2 separate regions of the Homo sapiens genome follow, and region 2 is linked to region 1. The links are chromatin loops, found by intact Hi-C in ENCODE. Cell type or tissue: ascending aorta. All regions are shown on one strand.

The links. Hi-C counts contacts between places; a loop is a spot of excess contacts. Peaks named below come from ENCODE experiments on the same cell type or tissue, not always from the same donor. Only the 100,000 strongest peaks of a DNase experiment are listed, where the experiment ranks them.
Region 2: a loop joins it to region 1, with 3.0 times the contacts of the local background. A loop is called at or near these places in 2 of 110 quality-filtered maps.

The regions. Positions count from the first base shown.
Region 1 is chr9:75,641,530-75,649,529 of GRCh38, forward strand. No RefSeq gene overlaps it. Among named protein-coding and RNA genes, the nearest start is that of PCSK5, 250 kb to the right of the region's middle. In ascending aorta, no CTCF peak of the experiment used is centred here; a DNase peak (open chromatin) is centred at 3,390; H3K4me3 peaks cover 477 bases; H3K27ac peaks cover 1,612 bases.
Region 2 is chr9:75,818,775-75,826,774 of GRCh38, forward strand. No RefSeq gene overlaps it. Among named protein-coding and RNA genes, the nearest start is that of PCSK5, 68 kb to the right of the region's middle. In ascending aorta, no CTCF peak of the experiment used is centred here; no DNase peak of the experiment used is centred here; H3K27ac peaks cover 3,918 bases.

The sequences.
Region 1 (8,000 bases):
TTCTTTCTGGAATAGCTGTCATTGTTCTCCCCTACAGTCAGATAGAAATGAATATGTTGGATAAATGACAAATAAAAAGTATCAGTGAGAGAAATGTGGATTATTAACATTCGAGATTGGAGTTGCCACACAGTGAATCACATACTTAGAAGGATATAGCACAAGACTCTTGAAAATTACATTAACTATGACAGTCGATCATGACAAACACTACAATGTGACACATCCCTTCATATGATATACCTCAGAAATAAACAAAATCAACCCTTATATTACACCTCATTTGAAGGCTTTCCTTTTTGTTTCTTAGCCTTTGTTTCAGTACTGGAGTTTAAATGACTTTCATCATGTTCCAAGTTCAGTTATATCTCCAGGGTTAGGCCGTTTCATCAAAGTAACAGCCTAAGACACATTCCTATGCACAGCTCTCTTTCTATTTTTATCATGGCAAAGCAATTCACCTGTTAGCTTCTAAAATTCTCACATATGCTGAAGGGTCAAAATAATTCATTGAGAGAATAATAATGAGGGAAATCCTCTCCTTTTGGAAGACAGAAAATTTCATGGCCCATTTGTTCTTTTTATTTTTCTTGCTATTTCTTAATTTCTGGGTAAATATTACTTGTAAAAATAATCTGAGTTCTCAAACCATACTAATGTGCCCCTTTGCGTTACATGCATTTAGATGTGTATTTAGTTTTCTGCGATGCAGAAAATTTTAAATGATCTATTTTGAGGTTGCTTTATCATTTCAAATGGTTGATTTTGATACACTTTTTGGTATGTGAAATCAAGTCATAAAGAAATATTATGACAAATTGCAAAATGTGATGATAGAACAATATTAAGTTCTACAATAATGATTAAATAAAAGAAAATAATGCAAAAATACTGTTATTATAGGAAGCATTATAATGACCTTAAAATGAGATTATTTCTGTTGTATTTCATATCTAAAATTAGTTAGAAAAACATACAAATTATGATTTTTGTGTCAAGGTGAAAGGTAAGGAATATAAGGAGAACAGTGGGTATAATTATTGTGATAACAAGTGACATGCTGAATTGAGGGAACTGTCAATTATCTTGTCCCTTTTAATTTCCACTGCAACATTTGGGACTATCAGTGAAATGTATTCTTAGAGAGATACAATATTCTATTTAAAGTCAGGGAATTCTACTCTGTGAACAAGGACATTCCATTCCCAAAAATAATTTTCACTGTGATATTTTAGAGCCTTAGAAATACTATTCTGGTTTGGTAATGCTTTTATTCTCTATTGGCTGTGTAGACATTATTTGGAAACATGTAGACTTGCTGTAATTATTGTATCTATGATGGGCTCTGTAATCAGAGAAGACTTCCCCTTATCTTCCAAACCATAATCTTAAAGTGGTATTTTTCCAGTAGGAAAAGACACTCTGTCAACTCTATTACTTTCATTATCAATATAAAAAGTATCTGTTGAATGGCTAGTAAATATCTGTTCCCATACAAGTATTGCACTCAACTAGCAATACATACTAATTGTAAAACACAGCCTGGCAGGTTGCTCATAACCTTATTTACTTGCTTCATAAACATAGTTGGAAAAAGCCTAAACAAAATATCAAACTAAATTTAGTAGAATAAAAAGAAGCTATTATATCACACATGTAACTGAGTTCATCCCAGAAATGCCAAGAGTGGTTTAACATTAGAAAAAAGTAAATGTAATTCATCACATTAATGAAGTAAAGAAGAAAAGTCACATACCAACTAAATAGAAGCAGAATAATCATTTGATAAAATACAACACGTATTCGGCTTAAAAATAATTCAGCAATCTCTGAGAAGAGAAGAAAATATTTTTCTCTCAACAAAGATTATCTAAAAATACTTAAAGCAAACTTCATTATTAATAGAGAAACGTTGGAAGTACTCCCTTTAAAATTAGGACCAAAATAAGGTGCTCTATCACTGTGTATATTAAACATTTACCAAAGCCCCTTGTCAATTTAGGAGGAAAAGAAGAAAAAAATTAAAGGCATAAAGATCAGGATGAAAGTAACAAAATGCTCATTATTTTTAGATTGGTGATTTACACTATTTACTAGAATAAAAAAGAGAATAGAGCAAAATGAGTATATATAAGATCAATATACAAACATCAATTGCATTTTTAAATATCAACAAAACTTTGTTATTTCTTAAAAAATGACATTTAATATAGCAATGAAAAAATATAAGATCCTTGGGAATCTAACAAATTGTGCCAAATCTGTTTGGAGAAATTGTAAAACTTTATGGAAAGACATAAAAGACGACTTATTTTGTTAAATTTATCAGATATACAGATAGAAAGATCTAATATCATAAAGATTTAAATTCTGCCTAATCTGATCTATAGTGTCAATACAATTCCAGTAAAAAAAAAATTGAATTTTTAGACAATTGAAAAGTTATTTCTAAAAGGCATATCAAAGAACAAAAAATCCCAGAGTGGACAATGAGGGAGAGGGATTTACCCCATGCACATCAATATTTATTAGAAAGCTTTACAAATTATGGCAGTGTGGTATTGGGGCAGCCTGTGTTACAAACAGAAAAGAAAGCCCCAAAATACATGCACATTTATCAATACTTGATATATTACAGAAATACTATTTAACAACACTGCTGAGACAATTAGTTACTTATATGGGAAAAGATAAAATTGTATCCCTACCTTATACCACACACAAAATAATTTCCAGATAGATTAAAGCCTCACATGTGAACGGCGAAACTTTAAAGCATTTAGAAGGAAATACAGGAGAATACCTCTTTGATTTTGGTATAAGGAAAACATTTCTTAAATGAAGAAGTTTTCTTAGTTTGTTCAGGCTGCCATAACAAAATACCATGCACTGAGTAGCTTATGAACAATAAACATTTATTTCTCAGAGTTCTGGAGACTGGGAAGTTCAAGGTTAAGGTACCAGCAGATTGTCTGGTGAGGGCCCACTTTCTGGTTCATAGACGGTCTTTTTGCAGTGTCCTCACATTATGGCGAAGCAGGATGTTTCTCTTGCCCTTTTGCAAGACTTGCCATAGGGGTGCCTCGTTTACCCAGCCTGCAGCTTTCAACTCCTCATGGGAGGGAGCATGCAAGTGAATGAGGCAGGAACTGGAGTGCATGAATGCTAGAACCAGCCGGCTACTTTGGCACTGGCAGGAACAAACTCACTTCACTGACTGGGACCCTGTGTTCCACCCCTTGCAGGAGGGAGCATGGAGGTGAGCAGGTGCAGGAGCCAGGGCAAGTGCTTTTGGGTGTCAGCAGGAGCAAAACTCCGTGCAGGCCCCACAGCAGTGTCTTGGCAGGGTGCCAACAACCCCTGAAGCCCCAGAGGGTGCAATACAGTGCTTTTTTAGCTCTGCCATCCATGGACAGCTTAAGTGTTAACAGCTCAGTGGGCCCTCTGCTTTTTTGCAAAAGGTGACTGCCTTCTGCCAGCACAGGGTAAGTTTGGCAGCCTTTTGTATCTGTAATTGTGGCACCTGAGCTCTTGTCCGGTGTCCAGAAGAAATCAGATCACAAAAACAAATTGAAGGATGGTAAATGTGGGGGACTTTATTGCCAAAGAAGTGGCTCTCAGCAGGAAGGGGAGTTGAAAAGAGGACGGGGTGGGAAGGTGGTCCTCTCCTGAAGTCGGGCTGTCTCCAGCCAGTTTCTTCTCTGAAGTTATGCCATCAAGCTGTCCCTATGAAGTCAAGCCACTTCTCTCCAATGTCCAGCCATAGTCTTCGATATCCAGCTGCTACTCCTTTCTCTGCCAGCTGTGTCTGGGGTATTTATAGGCACAGGATCAGGGCTGGTTGGGGCCATACATGGTTTTGGGAAAGGCAACATTTGAGCAGGAAAACAGGGATAGAAGTTCTCACTTTGGGCCACAGTTTCAGGCCTTTTGACTTGAGAATGGGGCTATTGCCAGGGACCCACCCTTTTCTGCCTAGAAATTTTCTGCCTCCTGCCCCCATCATGTCCCCTGACTGAAGAGGCACATCTAATTGCCACTAGAATACGGACGATGCCTGATTTTAGCTACTTCTTGCTAACAGGGGGTGTGGTTTTGGGGAGAACGAGCTGTCAGATTCCTCCCAGAAGTCTACCTAAGGGTCCCTAGCAAAAGGGAACCATCATCCAAGGCGCTGGTTTCCTGACTGTTTGGAGTTCGATGGCATCTAGGCAAGAAGACACAAGTTTTACAAGGTTAAGTATGCATGGATCAAATATGTGTATTATACAACAAGGGGTTAAAAGGAAAGAATCTAGTGCCAAGGACAACAGAAATAAGAAGTGAAATACACTAATCATTCTGAAAACATTACTGTACCCCATGGTATAGAACAGAATGAAGGTAAGAACAGCAATCATAGGCAAGACCATAAAAAGACTATCCATGGAAGGTTAATTATTAATGCTTATCTTTTGAGATCTTTAGCTTGAGGTCCCTGATCTCTTCACATTGGTATTTTTGGTGCTCTTCTGAGTTGCTGGAGGTAACTCTGTCAGCTTCCCAGGACTTTACTCAGATACAATAAATTCAAGAATCTATTCCAGTGACCTATTCTAAAAGACCAAGGTGGTCACTTTCAGGAGGTTCTCTAAAGTACCATCTGGTCCCAGGGCCTGTTTCCACAGCTTCCTCCTGATATCAGGGGCTGCCTAAGTAATAAATTTATCCTTTAGAATTAGTTGTCCCCCAACTGAATCAGGAGATACAGAGGTGTTGCTTTATCAAGGCCTCTCTTAGCCTTTCCAGGAAGGCATTGGGATTCTCATCAAATCCTTGGTCTATCATGGATAGCTTGGTACAGTTGAGAAGCTTAGTTCTAGTCTTACATAAGCCCTCTATTATGCACGCCTGAAAACATCTCCTCTTCCATTCTCCCATCTTGTCACTGGGATCCCATTTAGAGTCTGCATCTCTCCCAGCTGGATAAAGTTCGGCCCCTTCCCTGACACTATATGTGATACACAGCTCATCCCCAAATCTCTCTGCTGCTTGCAAAGTGGCCTGCTTCTCAGTGTTAAGGTTTGATTCAAAAGTAATATAATGTCTTTCCAGAAGAGCTCGAATACTTGGTTTAAATTCTGGAAACAATCTATATATCTGTCAGGGTCATCTAAAAACTTGCCAAGATACCCACTTAATTTTCCTTAAGTCTTGTACAGAAAAGGAGACCTGGACCTTACTGGGACCAAATTCACCAGGCATCTGTTGGAGGGCCAAGAGTGAGACTGGGGCTTGTGTAGGGTGAGGATTTCTAGGAGGGGCAAAAGAGAGAGAGAAAAAAATACTGGACAGGGAGTATAGAATGGACCTGGAGGAGCAGGGCTAAAGGGAGTTGGTTCCCCTGTTGGAGGTACCTCTGGGGTTTGTTTCTTTTTGTTTCTTTAGTTCCCTGGGATTGCCCCTTGCAGCCTCCCCTGAGATGGCAAACAGGAAGGCTGGATGAATCCTACACTGTTGGCAAAGGTCTGGGTTAGCCTGCAAGGCAAAGAAAGTCTGCATATATAGAGCCTCAGACCATTTGCCCTCACGTTTACAGAAAAGGTCCAAAGGCAGGATGGTATCAAAATGAATGGTTCCTTCCTGAGGCCAAGCCAGTCCTTTCTGCAGATCATAATTTGGCCTAAGCTTTGTGCAAAGAGCTATGAGGCATTTTTCCCCCAGAGTATGAGGGTCAAAGCAGTCCCAGTGATTAAGGATACACTCCAGAGGAGTATAGATTGAGGATGGTGAAGATAGTTGGTTGCCCATTCTGAAAGAGGGAAGAAGGCGTCCTCATTTCCCTTCCCTCTTTCAGCAAAAACTCTTGCTGTGAGGGAGAAGGAAGAAGCCTTCCTCATTTCCCTTCCCTCTTTCAGCAAAAACTCTTGCTGTGAGGGAAAGAGAAAACAGGCATCCCCCTTTTCTCTTCTGACTTTTTATCCCTGAGACCCAGCAACCTTAGACGGACGCACCCATGGGTGCAATTGCAGCCTGCACTCATGAAGCAGGGAGGTCCTAGAGAATAGTAATTATCTGCACTCACCAATGCCTCTATTCCTCCTACTGTGGCAACCTTTGGGTTCCCTAGGCCCTATCTATGCCGTGGAGCACGGTCTCCTTTCGTGAAGCGGGGGCTTAATCGGAAGGAATTAGTCTGCCCATTTACACTGTGCCTGTTGCCTGGCTTTGGATCCCTCAGATATGGTTTTCCTTTCTAGGACTTCAACCCAAAGTTTATAATTGAATTTGGGACCAAAAAAGTGTCTCCGGGGGTACATGGATTCATTTAGCTTAAGTCCCAGACAGTCTTTGCCAAATTTGTAGTTATTAGCCAGTGGGGTCGCTCATCTGCTTGTTCCCCATCATAAGCAGAGTACTAAGGTAGGAAAAGAACTCTGTTGCATAGACAAGGAAGGAGAAAAAATATATAGTTTAAGGTGGGGAAGAACCTCTTGCTCTATACAACAGAGTTCCTTTAATTACTGTATCCTTTCCCAAGTTTGGACTGAGCTGAAGCCCTCAGCCAGGGGAGAAAACACTCTGTGGGTGTGTGATGGGAGGGGACAGCGAGTGAGAAACACTGGCCAACTGGCTGCGTGGGGCCCCTGACACTGCCCTGGGGCCCTGGCAGCAGCTGCGGTTCTCTCCCACCACATGTGGCCATTGGGTGTGGCACGTGCATGCAGTGAATATGACCAAGTGCCCCGGATGGGAGAGGAGCAGGGGAGGAGGGGAGCCGCTGTGTGCTGCACGTGCCTGCGGGTATTGAGGTGGGGGTGGAGATGGCACCTCTCAGAACAGATGGCAATCACATTGTTCTGAATTACATATCTGGGGCTGGGCCAAATGCTTATTCTACCTAATAACATTTCTGCACTTTGTAGCAATACCCTTATCATTATAAAAGAAGGGATACGAGCCATTTCAAACCACGAAAGAAAGAAAGGAAAGATACCATAGAAAAGTCTGGGGGTCTTGATAGATGCCCTAATAGGTAGTCAGGGATGGGGGCCAGTCTAGAGGCCTTCCAGCAACAACAAGGAGTGTCCTTGACCAGATGCTTTCAATTGCCCAGGACTTTATTCTAGCTCCACACGACGGCTATACCTCTGTGAAGGGAAACAGAGCCAACATTCCTTTCACCTGAAAGAAAGAGGTGGCAGGGTTGCATCCTGTCCTCTGCAAATGGCATAACTCAGTGAAGAGACAGATCCGGCAGATCCTCATTTACTCACCCTTTTGATGCATCCCAGACAGGACCCCAGATGAAGTAGGATATTTCCTTGACCCTTTCATGGGACTCGCCATAGTGGTGCCTCGTTTATCCATCCTACAGCTTTCAGCTCCTCATGGTAGGGAGCATACAAGTGAATGAGGCGGGAACTGGAGTGGACGAACGCTGTAACCACCAGCCAGCCACTTCGGTGCCAGCAGGGGTGAACTCCACTCACCCAGACCCACTGCCTTCCACCCCTCACTGAAGGGAGCACCCAGGGGAAGGGGTACAGGAGCTGGGGTGAGTGCTTTGGGGCATTGGCAGGAACCAAACCCTTTGCAGGCCCCACAGTAGTGTCTGACGGGGTGCCTGCAACCCCTAAAGCCCCAGAGGGAGTGTTCCAGTGCTCTTTTAGCTCTGCTGTCTACAGACGCTTAAGTGTTAACAGCTCCTTGGGCCCTTTGCCTTTTCACTTGAGGCAGCTGCTTTCCACCAGTGAGGGCAAAGGTCAAGTGTGACGGCCTTTTGTATCCACACTTATGGGCACCTTAGCTCTTGTGCAGCATCCAGGAGAAATGAGGTCACATGAATAAATCAAAGGACGGTAAATGTGGGGGATTTTATTGCCAATGAAAGTGGCTCTCAGCAGGAAGGGGAGGTGAAAAGGGGAGGGGACGGGAAGGTAGTCTTCCCCTGAAATCTGGCCATCTCCAGCCAGATTATTCTCTGAGATTACCCTGTCAAGCTGTCCGTCTGAAGTCAA
Region 2 (8,000 bases), 180 kb after region 1:
TTATTGTCTTCTGCTAGCTTTTGAATTTGTTTGCTGTTGCTTCTCTAGTTCTTTTAATTGTAATGTTAGGGTGTCAATTTTAGATCTTTCCCGCTTTCTCTTGTGGGCTATAAATTTCCCTTTAAACACTGCTTTAGCTGTGTCCCAGAGATTCTGCTACATTGTGTCTTTGTTCTCATTGGTTTCAAAGAATTTATTTCTGCCTCAATTTCATTATTTAGCCAGTAGTCATTCAGGAGCAGGTTGTTCAGTTTCCATGTAGTTATGCAGTTTTGAGTGAGTTTCTTAATCCTGAATTCTAATTTGATTGCACTGTGGTCTGAGAGACTGTTTGTTATGATTTCCATGCATTTGCATTTGCCGAGAAGTGTTTTACTTCCAATTATGTGGTCAATTTTAGAATAAGTGCAATGTGGTGCTGAGAAGAATGTATATTCTGTTGATTTGGGGTGGAGAGTTCTGTAGATGTCTATTAGGTCCACTTGGTCCAGAGCTGAGTTCAAGTCTTCAATATCCTTGTTAATTTTCTGTCTCGTTGATCTTTCTAATATTGACAGTGGGGTGTTAAAGTCGCCCACTATTATTAAGTGAGAGTCTAAGTCTCTTTGTAGGTCTCTAATAACTTTCTTTATAAGTCTAGGTGCTCCTGTATTGGGTGCATATATATTTAAGATAGTTAGCTCTTTTTGTTGCATTGATCCCTTTACCATTATGTAATGCCCTTCTTTGTCTTTTTTATCTTTGTTGGTTTAAAGTCTGTTTTATCAGACACTAGGATTGCAACCCCTGCTTTTTTTTTTTTTTTTTTTTTTGCTTTCCATTTGCTTAGTAAATATTCCTCCATCCCTTTATACTGAGCCTATGTGTGTCTTTGCATGTGAGATGAGTCTCTTGAATAAAGCACACTGATAGTCCTTGACTCTTTATCCAATTTGCCAGTCTGTGTCTTTTAACTGGGGCATTTAGCCCATTTAGGTTGAAGGTTAATATTGTTATGTGTGAATTTGATCCTTTCATTATGATGCTAGCTGGTTATTTTGCCGTTAGTTGATGCAATTTCTTCATAGTGTTGATGGTCTTTACAATTTGGTATGTTTTTGCACTGGCTGATACCAGTTTTTCCTTTCCTTATTTAGTGCTTCCTTCAGGAGCCCTTGTAAGGCAGGCCTGATAGTGACAAAATCTCTCAGCATTTGCCTGTCCTTAAAGGAATGTATTTCGCCTTCACTTATGAAGCTTACTTTGGCTGGATATGAAATTCTGGGTTGAAAATCCTTTTCTTTAAGAATGTTGAATATTGGCCCCCACTCTCTTCTGGCTGTAGGGTTTCTGCAGAGAGAACCACTGTTAGTGTGATTGGCTTCCCTTTGTGGGTAACCCACCCTTTCTCTCTGGCTGCCCTTAACATTTTTTCCTTCATTTCAACCTTGCTGAATCTGATGATTACATTTCTTGGGGTTGCTCTTCTCGAGGAATATCTTTGTGGTGTTTGTATTTCCTGAATTTGAATATTGCCCTGTCTTGCTAGGTTGGGGACATTCTCCTTGATAATATCCTGAAGTGTATTTTCCAAGTTGGTTCCATTCTCCCTGTCACTTTCATGTACACCAATCAAACGTAGATTTGGTCTTTTCACATAGTCTCATATTTTTTGGAGACTTTGTTCATTCCTTTTCATTCTTTTTTCTCTAATCTTGTCTTCATGCTTTATTTCATTAAATTCATCTTCAGTCTCTGATATCCTTTCTTCAGCTTTATCAATTCAGCTACTGATACTTGTGTATGCTTCATGAAGTTCTCATGCTGTGTTTTTCAGTTCCATCAGGTCATTTATGTTTTTCTCTAAACTGGTTATTCTAGTTAGCAATTCCCCCAACCTTTTTTCAAGGTTCTTAGCTTCCTGGTATTGGGTAAGAACATGCTCCTTTAGCTCAGAGGAGCTTGTTATTACCCACCTTCTGAAGCCTACTTCTGTCAATTCATCAAACTCATTCTCCATCCAGTTTTGTTCCCTTGCTGGTGAGGAGTTGTGATCCTTTGGAGGAGAAGAGGTGTTCTGGTTTTCAGAATTTTCAGACTTTTTGTGCTGTTTTTTCTTCATCTTTGTGGATTCATTCACCTTTGGTCTTTGATGTTGCTCACCTTTGGATGGGGTTTTGGCGTGGATGTCCTTTCTGTTGATGTTCATGCTGTTCCTTTCTGTTTGTTAGTTTTCCTTCTAACACGCCCTTCTGCTGCAGGTCTGCTGGAGTTTGCTGGAGGTCTACTCCACAACCTGTTTGCTGGGTATCACCAGCAGGGGCTGCAGAACAGCAAAGATTGCTGCCAGCTCCTTCCTCTGGAAGCTTCATTCCAGAGGGGCACCTGCCAGATCCCAGCCAGAGCTCTCCTGTATGAGGGGTGTGTCGACCCCTGCTGGGAGGTGTCTCCCACTCACGAGGCATGGAGGTCAGGGACCCACTTGAGGAGGCAGTCTGCCCCTTAGCAGAGCTTGAGCACTGTGCAGGGAGATCTGCTGCTCTCTTCAGAGCCAGCAGGCAGGGACGTTTAAATCTGCTGAAGCTATACCCACAGCTGCCCCTTCCCCCAGGTGCTCTGTCCCAGGGAGATCAGAGTTTTATCTATAAGCCCCTGACTGGAGCTGCTGCATTTCTTTCAGAAATGCCCTGCCCAGAGAGGAGGAATCGAGAGAGTCTGGCTACAGCAGCTTCACCGAGCTGTGGTGGGCTCCATTCAGTTTGAACTTCCCGGTGGCTTTGTTTACACTGTGAGGGGAAAACTGCCTAGTCAAGCCTCAGTAATGGCTGATGCCTCTCCCGTAACCAAGCTCGAGCCTCCCAGGTCAACTTCAGACTGCTGTGCTGGCAGCAAGAATTTCAAGCCAGGGGATCTTAGTTTGCTAGGCTCCATGGGGGTGGGATCAACTGAGCTAGACCACTTGGCTCCCTGGCTTCGGCCCCCTTTCCCAGGGCATGAATGGTTCTGTCTCACTGGCATTCCAGGTGCCACTGGGATATGAAAAAAAAAAAAAAAAAAAAAAAAAAAACTCCTACAGCTAGCCCAAATGGCCACCCAGTTTTATGCTTTAAACCCAGGCCCCTGGTGGTGTAGGCACCCAAGGGAGGAACCTCCTGGTCTGCAGGTTGTGAAGACCATGGGAAAAGCATAGTATCTGGGCTGGAATGCACCATTCCTTAGGGCACAGTCCCTCATGGCTTCCCTTGGGTAAGGGAGGGAGTTCCCCAACCCGTTGCATTTCCCAGGTAAGGCAATGCCCCAGCCTGCTTTGGCTCACCCTCCGTGGGCTGCACCCACTGTCTAACTAGTCCCAGTGAGATAAGCCGGGTATCTCAGTTGGAAATGCAGAAATCACCCACCTTATGCATTGATCTTGCTGGGAGCTGCAGACTGGAGCTGTTCCTATTCGGCCATCTTGCCAGCCACCCAGGGATTTTCTTTTTAGCTTTCCCTATGGTAGCTTCGTGGCTCATTAAAATGGAAAATGTCTTTGCAGACTCCTATCTGTGCTCTTTGGGATCTAAACCATTTCTTTCAGACTCTTCAATAATCACTTTTTCCACTAAAAATTTAACAGATAAGACTTCTCCAGTGAATTGCCATGTAGCTCGCTGAGATCAAAATTGGAAACAGTATTACATCTTGAACTTAATATGCTCCAAACAGGATTATTGATTTCTAACTCTCCTAAACCTGTTCTTCTGGTTTTCTTCATTTAAGTAAATGGTACCACAAATCATCTAATTACTAAAGCCAAAACCCAGGAGACATCCGAATTCCTCCATTTCTCTCACCCCCAACATCCAACCCATCAAGGCTTATTGGTGGTAACTCCAAAGCATGTCTTTAATTCATCCAATTCACTGTATGTCCGCTGCTACCATCTAAGTCCAAGCCATTATTTGTCTTACATAGCTCACTGCAATAGCCTCCTAACTGGTCATGATTCTACTTTTGTCCCACTGCAGTACACTCTCTCCTGAGTGACTACATTGGTCTCAGCAGGCCATATCACTTTCTGGCACAAACCCATCTTCCCAGAAGCATCCCATTACACATAAAATCCAAGCCATTTATGAAACCCCACTCTATTGGACCCCTTCCCCTCTGAACCCCTCTCCTCCATGGCCCCTCACTCACTAGACAACAGCTTTCTTTCTGTTTTCCTAATATGATGAGATCATTCTTGTGTTAGATCTGTGGATACTTGGAACATTCTGGTCATTTCAAGTCTTATCCTAAAAAAGACCTCCTAACAGTAACTTCAGTAATAACTACTCAATCACACATCTCTCCCGTTACCTTGTGGTGTTTTAATCATAGTACTTATCTTTATTTAAAATTATTTTGTTTATTTTCTAATTATTTGTCAAATGTCATATCCACAGAAAACAGCTTGTTTTAGTCCACACTTGAGCTCCAGATCCTATAAGAGTGCCTGGCACCAAGTAGGAACTCAATAAATATGTGTTTAACGATTGGATCTATTTTAGTACTGCATTTACTGAGCAATACATGAATTCCTTAAAAGCCAGTCAGTTCTTTTTCACAAGAATTTTTTCAGTGCTTTAGTAAGTGCTAGGCATAATGCCAGAGGCATAAATCCTAAAATCTTAACTTTGCATAGCTTGTGCTCCGTTCTGTCCACTGGAGGCCCTCAATACATTGTGATTGATATTGCATGATCAATTGATGATGCCCAGATAAGATTACTACAGGAGATATTGAACATTTTGACAGTGTCCTACACCATTATGGGAACGGAGACTACTAATATATTTAAAGCACAGAATTGTAACTAAGAGAAAATGTTGGGTCACTAATAATAATATGCTAGTATATTACTATAGCTGCTATATTATAATTATTTTTAAAATAGCCACTGCATAGGACATCCCTGAACTGATGGTCACATGGTGAGCACACTGTGCCAGAAAAGCGCCAATGACCAAGAGACAGTTTCACTCACTAGGCTACCACTCTCTAGTAGCACTGATGCAAATGCAGAGATTGACTCCAGCATGAGCAACTTGCTTTCTAAGATCCAGAGTCTTATAGCACCTGCCAGAATGGGCTACGTCAGGTAAGTGTCTGTACCAGCTTGCAGGACATGACATGGAATCAAGGCAATTTATGAAGTGTTTACTGTGCATCTACAGTGTGCCAGGCACTCTGGTGGGCATGGAGTTTCAGAGATAACTGAGACATAAGCCTGCTTAATTATGGGTTATTTGTTGAAACTCAAGGCTCTGTCCTCCTAATTTTCCTTCTTTGAGGACTAATTACAAGTCATTTTAATATAATAATAAGAGCTTTGCAAATATTAATTCACTCTATCTTTGCAAAATATCTGTGAAGTGGTATTATAATCATCCCCATTTAAAAAATTTAGGAAGCTGTGATATAGTGAGATGAAGGAACTAGCACAAGACGCATCTGATATGTGGAGGAACCTTGCCTATTCCACCAGCATCTCCACTGAACTCTAAAACCTCAATCCTGCACCTCACCCTGCATCTGATTTTACTTCTCATGAAGTTAGCCATCTAGATCTTGTATCCTAACTTCTTCCTCTGCTTATTGTTTTTGGTAACATCTCAACCTTCCCTTGCTAAGATCCTAAACCAGCTCTCTCTTTCTCCCTGATTGATGTACAGTTATCCTTCCATCCCAACTTCAAGTTTCATTGATAGAAACTGTCTATGCACTGTGATGACTATTCAAATGGACTGGTTGCTTTGGATTCATTCATTCAAAAAAATTGGGATACTATATTCCCCACATAGACATCTTGGAAAATGCATTCAGATAGGAAGTGAAGGCAGCTCAACAACCACAGACAAGTATTTTGAATCCCTGCAAATAAGTTGCAATATAAATGCAAGACTATCATCTTTTCCAATAACTTAATTTGCCAAAGGGACACAGTTCCCAGACCAATGAAGATGAAGAGTGTTAGAAAGCTGAAAATGACAATTACAATTTCCCCCCAAGTGGCCCACATTTTTGAGTGTGCTGTCTATTTGCATTCATTTTCGGTTTTCTAACACTCTTCTCTTTCTACCCTGTTACCCTCCGGTCTTTTTAATGAGGCATTTCTGTGTATGTGTGGTATGTGTATATATTTTATTTTTATATTGGAAGGAAATGGCTGTGTACAACTGCATTTGTTATAAATAGGAAAGTCAGTCAGCAAGTGATTAAGAGCTCCACAATGAGTCATAAATATTAAATTTCTCTTAGAGCTTTTGGCACTATGCAATGTTGTTTCCCAAATAATGTGCATATAACCCCAGGTCTTATTGGCATATGAACCATAGGTTAAGACTATATTGCTGGTTTTATCCCTAAGTCCTCCTAGAATATAGCCTACTTTCCAATGTGCAAACACTCAGAACACCCCTTCTTCCCCTTAATTGTGTTTATCTGAAAGTCCCACAAGAAGGGAGTGTAAGTTCCCATGTAATTTTCCTACTGCTGGTACTTCTGCTGTCCTTATGTTCCAACTCAATGCTTGCCGTCCTTCTGATTTGTTTTCTAATCATTTGGCTTGAAGAACTTCCTAGGACTCTCCTGGGGCTGCACATGAGGAAACACTGACCTAACCTTTACTTCCTGTGCCCTTGAAATGTCTGCTGTTGCCACCTGGAGCTCTGTAACTGCCTGGCTGTGAATCTCCATCACCAAATGCCACCTGCAATGGTTCTCTGAGCTGGCAAAACTCTGTCAGTCTGCCCATGTGTTGTCCCTGAGCTGCTTTTGACCTCTGCTGCTCATCTCTCCAGCTGATGGAAAAAAACCTTTACTGCTTCATGTCCTACTGTTTGTAAAGTAAGAGGGAGATCTTTCACTACAGTCACTTGAGTATCCTAGTGTTGAAGATCTAGTTGTTGAGATTCTTTTTTTACAGGCTTGTCCTGAGCCCATCCACATTTTCCAAGGCATCAGACGTAACGGTTTATGTCTCAATTCCAACTGCAAGAAGTATTCAAGCGTTTCCCTGTGCCCCAAGGAGGTGCCACAGTATTTAGCACTATGCCACTCCCTTTTGCCAACTTTTGACTAGGTGAATTGAAAATACAGAGGCAAGAAATGGGTTTGATAGCAGGGAGGAGTAGGGCTGGATGTAGAGTAGGAGTTAGTCAATGCTGAGAGTCAGGCTGGACAAAAAAAGGATCTCAGTGTTTACTCTGCCATGCCAAAAAGAATATTAGAAAATATGCCTAGAATGGAAAGGAAAGCAAACATAAAACAGAAGGGCCAGGCCACAGTAGATCAAAACCTAGGAAAATCAAGAGGAAAAGAAGGCTCAAGTGCAGAGCAAAAAGTGGAGGTTCAAGACCAAAGCACATGACTGGCATGGAGGATGTATCATAAAAGGCAAGAAAATCCATAGAAAGCAAGAACAACAACAAGATAAGCTGAAGAGCAGCAGTGTTACTGGGTAGAATTTTCCAGTCGTGATTTGTCCAGGTTCTTGGTATATCGAACAAAGAATTGAACAGCATGCATGAACAATCAGTGAAAGCATAGATTTATTGGAGCAGAAGGCAACAGTAGTGAAAGTACACTCCATGGAAAAGGAACAGGCCCAAGCAAGTGGCTCAAGATACCTGGTAGCAAAGTCTTCTGGGGTTTAAGTGCCCTTTAGAGGTCTCCCATTGGTTACACCCTATGTAAATGAAGAGCTGGCCCATGGCCAATTAGAGGCAGAAGTGAATTGGCCTGCAGCCAATCCACGACTGTCATGGATTGGTGCCTTATGCAAATGAAGGTCCCGGAATGGGCCAATCATAGGCCAGAGTGCAGGTCTGGTCTGTGGCCAATCAGCAGCTGGCATGAATTGGCACCTTATGCAAATGAAGGTCCCAGCAGACTAATCATTGGCCAGGGTGAAGGGTTTTTTTTCTTTTAATTTAATTCCACGAAGTTTGTGTGAATCAGCCTTAGGTTCCCTGCCTTCAGACTCTACTCTCCTGCCT